Regions from separate parts of the Homo sapiens genome. Here region 1 is linked to region 2. Evidence: chromatin loops called from intact Hi-C (ENCODE). Cell type or tissue: CD14-positive monocyte. All regions are shown on one strand. Links, peaks and the distances in the headings refer to the core of each region. The heading gives the core; the rest is flanking DNA.

Region 1 (4,399 bases), core at 217-4,216, 130 kb before region 2:
ACTGATCCTTATCATAGTTCTGCTTATCCTGAAATAGTTACAGTACATAATCAGATATATGATAATACATTAAACTACTTATGATTAAGAATATTACCTGTAGAAAAGAGTTAAATGTGACATTTTCCTGAATCGGCTTCATTCTCATTCATAAGTCTTCCCTTTCACTATTTTTGTATTCTTTCTGATGTGATGACAAAAGGATTTTTTCACTGAGGTTTAAATAGAATTTCAGTTGAAAAATAATGTTTCTTTTGCTTTTTGGGGAAATAATAAATGCAAACTACATCTTTATATTATAATTGAAAATATTATCTGCTTACCATGATTTTGACTAAGAATTATTATCCCAATCCTTAAGAAACTTCCGTCATGATAGATCAGACTTAATATTTAACTATGCTAGATGCTACATCGTATGTAAAAATTGTACATTACTAGTTAATATGTTTATTCAAAAATCACAAACATTTGCTCCACAGGAAGTTTTAGAATTACAATGTAATTTATAATTATGAATGTAGATAGGAAAGGATAGTTTCAAAGTTCCTTTACTTTTGAACTCATGCTGAAAGACAACCTCATGTCAGTGTGTCAGATGCTGGCAGTTCACTCACTCACAACTCCTTGAAAGCCTCTCCTGTCTTCCTCGTCTTTGGACACTGGAAAGCTGAACACTTTATCCTGGTGTCCTTTACAACTGCCTTACAAAGTCGGCCAGGACACACAGATGCGACCAGTAGAATGTAGAAGGACACCTCAAGCTGTATTTCCTGAATGAAAAGTCAAAGTTGCTTGAAAAATGGCTTTGTCTTTGACCCCCCCTCTTTCTTTTTCCTCCTGTCTAGAATGTGAACATGATGCTCAGAAGTAGAGCAGCTTTCTTAAGGCCATGAGGAAGAAAGCTGTACGTTAAGGATGGAAGATAATGACAACAGAAGAAGCCTGGTTTCCTAATGACACCCTTGAGCAGCTTTGATAGCCCTGACCACCTACCTTCCAGATTTTTGACTGAAGAAATTTAATCAACTTATTATGATGATGAAGCAAAAACATTATAGAAGTGTGATAGTTAGAAATAGTAGCAATGTTTGAAAAAGGGTTTTTAATATAAGGCAGATTCTTTCCCTTTCTTCCTATCATAGAAAATGTGATTAACTAAAGGGTGTTATTATTACTTTACTTTTAGAATGTCTTTACTTTTAGAATGACAGAATTTTTCTATAGTATAACCAACATAAGTTTCGCTTAGTTAAATATGTATTAAAATGAATCAGAGGTATCGTCTGAAAGTTAGGCTGTAAGTTATGACAGATTGATGATAAAAATATAGTTCCCATTGTTTTTACTCATGCATAAGAGTTTCAATACTCTCACATAAATATGGTTTCTTCTTGAACTTCAGTCAGAAGCATTTATTTGTCTCAGGAAAATAAAATTAGTTTTAAAGGTACTAATATTATTTCAAGGGTACTAACGATGGGTGGGACAAGTTTTCACTTTTTAAATTAAAAAATATCAATTTTGTATTCCTTTAAGGTATCCTAGGGTTTATTTACATCATTCTTCTGTGTTCCCACCTGAAAACAAGGGTTGGGAATAAGGTAGGGGAAAGAAAAACTATTGAAAGACACAGTTTGTGTATTGTGGTTAATCTTTTGCAAATAGTGACCCAAATGCATTTTAATTTTCCCTTTAAGTCATGTTTGGTTTTCCATTTCCCATCTCTAGAGCCAAGCCAGGAAATTTATTACTTCTAGGGAAAAAAAGGGTAGGGCCTTACTCTCTTTAGCAAAACATTGGACTTGAAGACCTGGCTCTATGGAGAGAGGAAAAATTATCAGGCTTTTTGAGTGCCAATTTAATATTTTAAGGGACAATCATAAGGGGCATAGCCATAGCATCGAGAAGATACCACTTTGTCCTTTGACTGCTAGTCCTTAAGGCTTTTTGTTCATAGTAGAATGAAGCTGGAACATAGAGGATGGCAATAAGCCAGTCCTTCTCTGTCTCATGGGATTATGAAAGCATAATAAAGAAAGAGATAGAGAAGGAAGTGAAAGTAGTTAAATTTGTGTTCTAATTTCTCCTTTCTAGAATTTACGTGGAAGGGAGAGTCAAATAAATGAGACAGAGGAAATCCTACTCCATTTCCTGTTTGAAGTGTGCAATAAAACTGTCTCACGGGTGTTCTTCTCTCTCACATCAATCTTGGAGTGCCCATAGCAGAATAAGTGATCATACTTCGTGGTTAGGCAATGTAGCTAGAGTTTGACTCTCCAAAGTTCTTTTATGAACTGAGATGGAACTCAGAAAGCAGATGAAGATGCTGGCTGCTGAGTTTTCCTGGAGTAGGTTGGGAGGTCATTTAAGCAGATAAACCACCCAAGTAGGAAGTCACAGAGGCCTGGAATGAAACTAAGTCTTCCAGGGAGCACCATCTTGCTTTGACAATACTGGAAGTAAACAGATGATGAGTTTAATTGGTCACTGATTTCAGACTTAATTCTCAGTAGTATTATGCCCCATAAACCTATAGTGAGACTACTTCTCTTTCTCTCTCTCTCTCTGTCTATATATATATATATATTATATATATATACACACATATATATATAGTGTTTATGTATACATATAAACAGATTTTAAGATTGGAAGAATGTTTTCAAAGATTAGTTTCTGGCTCTGAATATTTTATACATTTTTTTCTCTCCACCACTACCCACCAAATACTTCTAGTTTCTGATGCCATAAAACATCTTTATTTTATAATAAGTCCCTTTGCTTTGTATCTTTGTATCATGAGTAGAGTGAGTTGCTACTGGAACAGTAAAAGTAGTTCTGGGAAGCCATTCCTACAATGGGAAACAACTCTATCCACGGAGAATGAAAAAAACCAGGGCGAGGTAACCGCCCACCCAGGAGCAACAGGGAGCCAAGGGAACACTCACCACCAGCCAGGGGAAGTGGTGAGTGATTGTGCAACCCTTGGAAACCATTCTTTTTCCACAGATCTTTGCAATCCATGGGTCAGGAGATCCCCTTGTGAACCCAATCCACCAGAGCCTTAGGTCTGACACACAAAGCTGTGTGGAGTCTTGGCAAAGCAGCTGCTCAGGCACACACAGAGACTCAGGAGCTATACCTACTCCAGCCCTGGGATTCCCAAAAAAAGTGTCTGCAACTCAGGCAAGGCAGGAGGTCTGCACAAACCCTCAGAAAGGGGGCGGAATTCAGGAAGCTGAGCAGCATCATTCTGTGGTCCCCAATTCGCCAACACCTCAAAAGATAAGACCCACTGGCTTGGAATTCCAGCCAGCCACTGGCAACAGAATAGAGCATGCCTGAGACCAGAGGGAGCCCCTGGGGGGAGGGGCAGGGATCATCTCTGCTGTTTGATCGACTCAGCCATTCCTGCCTGTAGGCTTTGGAGAGTCTAAATTTTCCAGATTAGGAAGGGTCCCCAGAGCAACGCAGCACAGCAGCTTTGCCAGATCATGGCCAGACTGCTTCTTTAAGTGGGGCACCCATCCATTCCTTCTCACTGGGCAGGATCTCCTAGCCCGTTCCTCCAGCCACACCTGCCCACACCTATCGGGGGAAGAGCTATAATCTCTCCCTGGGAGAGAGTGCCCTGGGGAGTGGGGGGTCACCACCTGGGTTGGTTAGATGACTCAGCAGTTCCAGCCTGCATGCTTTGGAGAGTCCAAGCTGACAAGAGGCAGTTCCCCACCATGACACAGCTGTTGTGTCGAGGCATGGAAAGATTGCTTCTTTAAGCGGGACCCCAATCCACTCCTCCTTATGGGGCAGATCCTCCCAGCCAGGGACTCTGGCCACCCCGATTTGTGCTCTACCAGGCTGACAGAGCTCTAATTTCTCCCTGGGATGAAGTGTCTGAGGGATGGAGCAGGCCGCCACCTTGGCCATTTGGACTTCTCAGCTAGTCTAGCCTGTGGGCCCTGGAGAGCCCAAACCAATCAGGGGCTGAAGCAATCCTCAACACAGCACAGCTGCTCAACCAAAAAGCCAGGCTGCTTGTTTAAATGGGTCTCTGATCCTGTTCCTCCTGACTGGGTGAGATTTCCCAACCTGGGTCTCCAGCCACCTCCAATAGGTGCATTGGGATTGCCAACAGATCAGTACTCCCCTGGGACAGAGCTTATAGAGGAAGGGGCAGGCTGCCATCTTTGCTGTTTCACAGCCTTCACTGATGATACCTCCAGGTACAGGAAAAAGCAAGGCAACGAGGGTCTGGAGCAGACCCCCAGCAAACTGCAATGTCCCTATGGAAGAATGGCCAGACTGTTAAAAGAAAAACAAACAAACAAACAGAAAACAACAATAACAAGCCCACAAGGAAGTCAGCAACCTCAAAGATTAAAGGTAGATAAGCCCA
Region 2 (4,399 bases), core at 255-4,254:
TCTATGTTAAACCAAGGGAGATTAGGCAATTTCCAGTTTGCTCACAGTGGGCCATCTTTTTATCCATATTTCAGCTAACCAAGCAAATAAACTATTAGAAACTTTTTTTAATTCCCCAAGCTGCAACATTAAATGCAGAGTCCCTGCTTAGTGGGCCCAAATCAATAAATTCAGCCTGATCTATGTTCCTTCCACCATTATCCCACACCCTTAATATATATCCACATGCCTGTTCTCCAAATTTCTGCTTATATAAATTAGAAAACTCATGGAGCTCTTTTTAAGTGTACTGTACCACCTCATGGGTCACACTCTCAACTTCACCTCTAAAGGCCTGCTGGGACTTTAGTCCGGTTATAGGTCTAGAAGCAAACAGGTGTGTTGGGGGTGGTTCCTGAGGAGAATCAACATTATCTTGCCTGGCAACTGCCTCAGGAGAGGCCATAACTGTTGCCTCAGTCAGTGCACGGTTTATCTCCTCAGACAAAGGTGGAAAGGCTGATGGCAGCATGGGTCGAGGAGGGGGTGTTGCCACTACTGGGGATGGGGCAGCTGTTTTTCTGGCAAAAGACATTCATTAGAATTTACAAACTCAGTGTCTCCAGCTTCATCAGGGTCCTCCCACACATCCCCATTCCAAGTTGCAGGGTCCTATTCTTTTCCAATCAATGCCCTCACTTTAACAGTAGACACCTGACGAGGCTGTGCATGCACCTTTTGTTGCAGGTCAGCCACTCGCATGATAAGAGCATGTGTCTGTTTTCCCACAATTTCAGCTCTTTCTCTACAGGAGATGAGACTCTCACTCAGGGCAGTCTTAATAGATTTGAGGCTCAGTATTTGCTTCTAAGGTCAGGAGTTAGAATCCCTGAGTTCATCGTTTCCTTTCATCACTTTGTCCACTGAACTCAGGAGCAACCAACCAGCTTCATTATAGTCCTTGGTTCTCCACATATGATCAAAGGTATTACATATAGAGTCCCTAAACTCCTTGCCTCTCATGAGCAGTGAATCAGGAGTGTTAAATGCATTTATATTGCATAACTCTCTAAACAGTTAATGCCAAGAACTATCAGTGTTCTCCATAATATTAGAAGTAGAGTCCTTAGCATTTTTGGGGTCTAATCATATTTAGCAGCCAACTCCAGAAAACCCAAAATCAACAAAGGAACTCCATCCTTAATATTCTATTCCTCTAGAACCACTCCTGGTACCAAAATCTGTATTAGTCAGGGTTCTCTAGAGAAATAGAACTAATAGGATAGATACATATACAAAGGGGAATTTATTCAGTATTAACTCACACAATCATATGTTCTCACAATAGGTCATCTGCAAGCTGAGGAGCAAAGAGAGCTAGTCTGAGTCCCAAAACTGAAGAACTTGGATTATGATGTTCGAGGGCAGAATGTATCCAGCACAGTAAAAGATGTAGGCTGGGAGGCTAAGCCTATCTAATCTTTTCACATTTTTCTGCCTGCTTTATATTCTAGTCATTCTAGCAGCTGATTAGATGGTGCCCACCCAGATTAAGGGTAGACTTGTCTTTCCCAGCCCACTGACTCAAACGTTAATCTCCTTTGGCAATACCCTCACAGACACACCCAGGATCAATACTTTGCATCCTTCAATCCAATCAAGTTGACACTCAGTATTAGCTATCACAGTTACCATATAAAATATATTGCCTTTTATCTAGCCACCAGCTCATAAGTGAATATCATATATTACTTTTTAGTTTTTATGGAAGATCTCTACTTCCTTGTTCAAATTCCTGTGTATGTGAAAATCGACTAATTTTTACATGAGGCCCTAATCAGAGTAATTTAAAGCAAAGGCTTATTTTTCACTCATGCTGCACATTCATCTTGGGTCAGCCGGCAGTTTTTCTGTACTTTAACCTCTTTTAGGGTTGTAGGCTGCTAGAGATTCCACTTCCTGAAATATTGTGGTTTGCCACTACAGGAAGAAAAGAACATGACAAATTATGTTTTGTTCCTCAAAGACTTCCGCTCAAAGGTGATACATGCCATTTCTGCTCACACTTTGTTTGCCAAAGAAAGTGACACGGCCATGCCTATCTTCAAAAAAGCTGAAAGATGCAATTCTTCCTTGTATCCAGAAAAAGGAGAACCAGAAATACTGATAAATAGCACTAGATGTCATCATAGTAGCCTAATCTAATTTTAGAACAATAAGAAAATCCCCACAAATCATATTAAATATTAAATCACATTAAAACTTAATATTAAAACTTAATAACATTCATTTAATATTGCCTAATTTCCTTCCATTTATCATATATATCTACCTCTTTTAAGATCTTATTGTCAAAGAGCAGTTACTCATTTTTAAAGTATTTCAAAGATCTTGCAGATTAGACTTTCCTAACAACACTGTGGACCAGCTGCAGTGGCTCATGCCTTTAATCCCAGCACTTAGGGAGGCAAAGGTGGGAGGATCACTTGAGCCTCTAGAGAGGCTCCAATATTATTAAATTTTTTAAAATTGCAAGCTTCTTTCCTTATCTCCATCTTTTTCCTCTAAGAAAGATAAAGGTAAACAAAACAATATTACCTAGGATAACTTTGTCTTGATATATAAATATAGAGGCCGAGTACAATTAACATAACAAAGCTAAACTTCTTTTCATCAATTTCCCTAAATATCAAAGTATCTCCAACCCTTGACAATCTGAAAACACATTTCAAGGAGTTTTTCTTTTTTTTTCCCCATTCATTAAAAAGAATGTATCAAACAGAAATAGGGTTCCAGGATGTTTTAATAATAACAGGGGATAAAAGCAGACAGCATGAAAAAAACTGGGGTGAACTAGGTAATCTATCAGACATATAATAAAATGCCTATTCTAGAGAGTTGCTTCTGGGTTTCCAAAAGAATCAGAAAATAGGAATTGTTCTCTGCTGGTTTTAAGAAAGAAAGAAGCAGAAGTCAAAGACTAACACTTAAAAAAAACCCAAAGGTTTTGAGCAAACAGAGCCCCATTTTAAATAATAGCGATGTAAATAAAGCACTGTGTTTTTAAGCCTAAGATACATTGCTTTAATAGTCATGCTCAATTTAAAACTTGCAGCTGTTCAATCCATGATAACTTACTTTAATAATGCTGGTTGTTCCAAAATAAGAAAATTGTATCAAACTGCTTCAATTAATTCACATGGAAATGAAAATTGGAAGTAAACATTTAAACATATTCCCAATTATTATAATTCTTTATTCACCCAGGACACCATTCTGAAAATTTAAAGGAACCTTAACAATGTATGTTCCTCAACTATAACAATTAAACCACACTGGTGGGAGATTTTGATGGTAGGGGAGATTTTTGCCTGTGTGTGGGCAAGAACAGATGGGGAATTTCTGTACCTCCTCTTCATTATTACTGTGAACCTAAAATTGCTCAAAAAATATATTTTTTAAAAAAGAACACTAAATACCTATTATCTGATGTTCTTTTTTCTTTGTGGTATGTGACATATATTACAATCCATGCCAAGGCATATTGTTTCCTTCCCTGAAGAATAGGCATGTTTCAATAGAAAAAGAAGTTCCTCTTCCCTAAAAGTTATCTGTCCTCTTGTACTCGGGATAATGGCCTCTTCCAATTTGTACGGATTATCCATCTATTCATTTATGTATCCATCCATTCACGTAATTTACAAAATTGAATTGACATCCTACAATGTACTCAGCAGTGTGCTAAATATGCATTGAGGATATGGTAATCCTAAGGAACACGTTTGAGAAGATAGGAGAAATTTGACATATAGTGTAACACACAGGGCAATCAGCCCCTGGCTTCCATTCCAGCTCCCATTCTCAAACTGGAACAGATTAAAGCTTTCATTTTCTGGGAGGAAGGGAATACAATAGAAGGGGGTTGTAAACAGGCAAGAAAACCGCAGACAGTGGAAAATATTTTTGTGTTATTAGTATTTACTAGTCCCAGTAGGTGAAGGGCAAACTAACTAGGAGCAGCCTTGGAATTACAAGTGCTGTCCTAGAAGTCACAGCCAGTTTTAGGTCCTAGAATCATTTTCAAACATATTTACACCAGGGTGAAGAGCCACTACTAGACGGTGACAAACTGCAGCAAGAACAAGATGGATTGGGACCTTGCAGACAGACCCCTAGAATTCAGTATCAGTAGCTGAAGACTCAGACTGCATCTCACTAGTTTTGCAATAAAGTAACCCCACATATTAGGTTATTTAATTGTTGGAATCTATTTATAACATTACGGTGGAGAAATTTACCAGAGAGTTCCTTTTTTTTTTCCATTGTGAAACAATGCAAAGAAGGAAAAGTACTCTTGTTGGTGGCAAGGAATTGAGGAATTTTCTGCTTTGTGAATTTCATTTTCTCTGTGAATTAGGAA

What was found. Peaks named below come from ENCODE experiments on the same cell type or tissue, not always from the same donor. Only the 100,000 strongest peaks of a DNase experiment are listed, where the experiment ranks them.
Region 1: a loop joins it to region 2, with 2.7 times the contacts of the local background. A loop is called at or near these places in 1 of 110 quality-filtered maps.

Annotation. Positions count from the first base shown.
Region 1 is chr12:81,808,281-81,812,679 of GRCh38, forward strand. No RefSeq gene overlaps it. Among named protein-coding and RNA genes, the nearest start is that of PPFIA2, 51 kb to the left of the region's middle. In CD14-positive monocyte, for the core only: no CTCF peak of the experiment used is centred there; DNase peaks (open chromatin) are centred at 2,161 and 3,011; H3K4me3 peaks cover 1,391 bases; H3K27ac peaks cover 552 bases; H3K27me3 peaks cover 2,339 bases.
Region 2 is chr12:81,940,811-81,945,209 of GRCh38, forward strand. No RefSeq gene overlaps it. Among named protein-coding and RNA genes, the nearest start is that of LINC02426, 11 kb to the right of the region's middle. In CD14-positive monocyte, for the core only: no CTCF peak of the experiment used is centred there; a DNase peak (open chromatin) is centred at 2,011; H3K4me3 peaks cover 2,228 bases; H3K27me3 peaks cover 2,219 bases.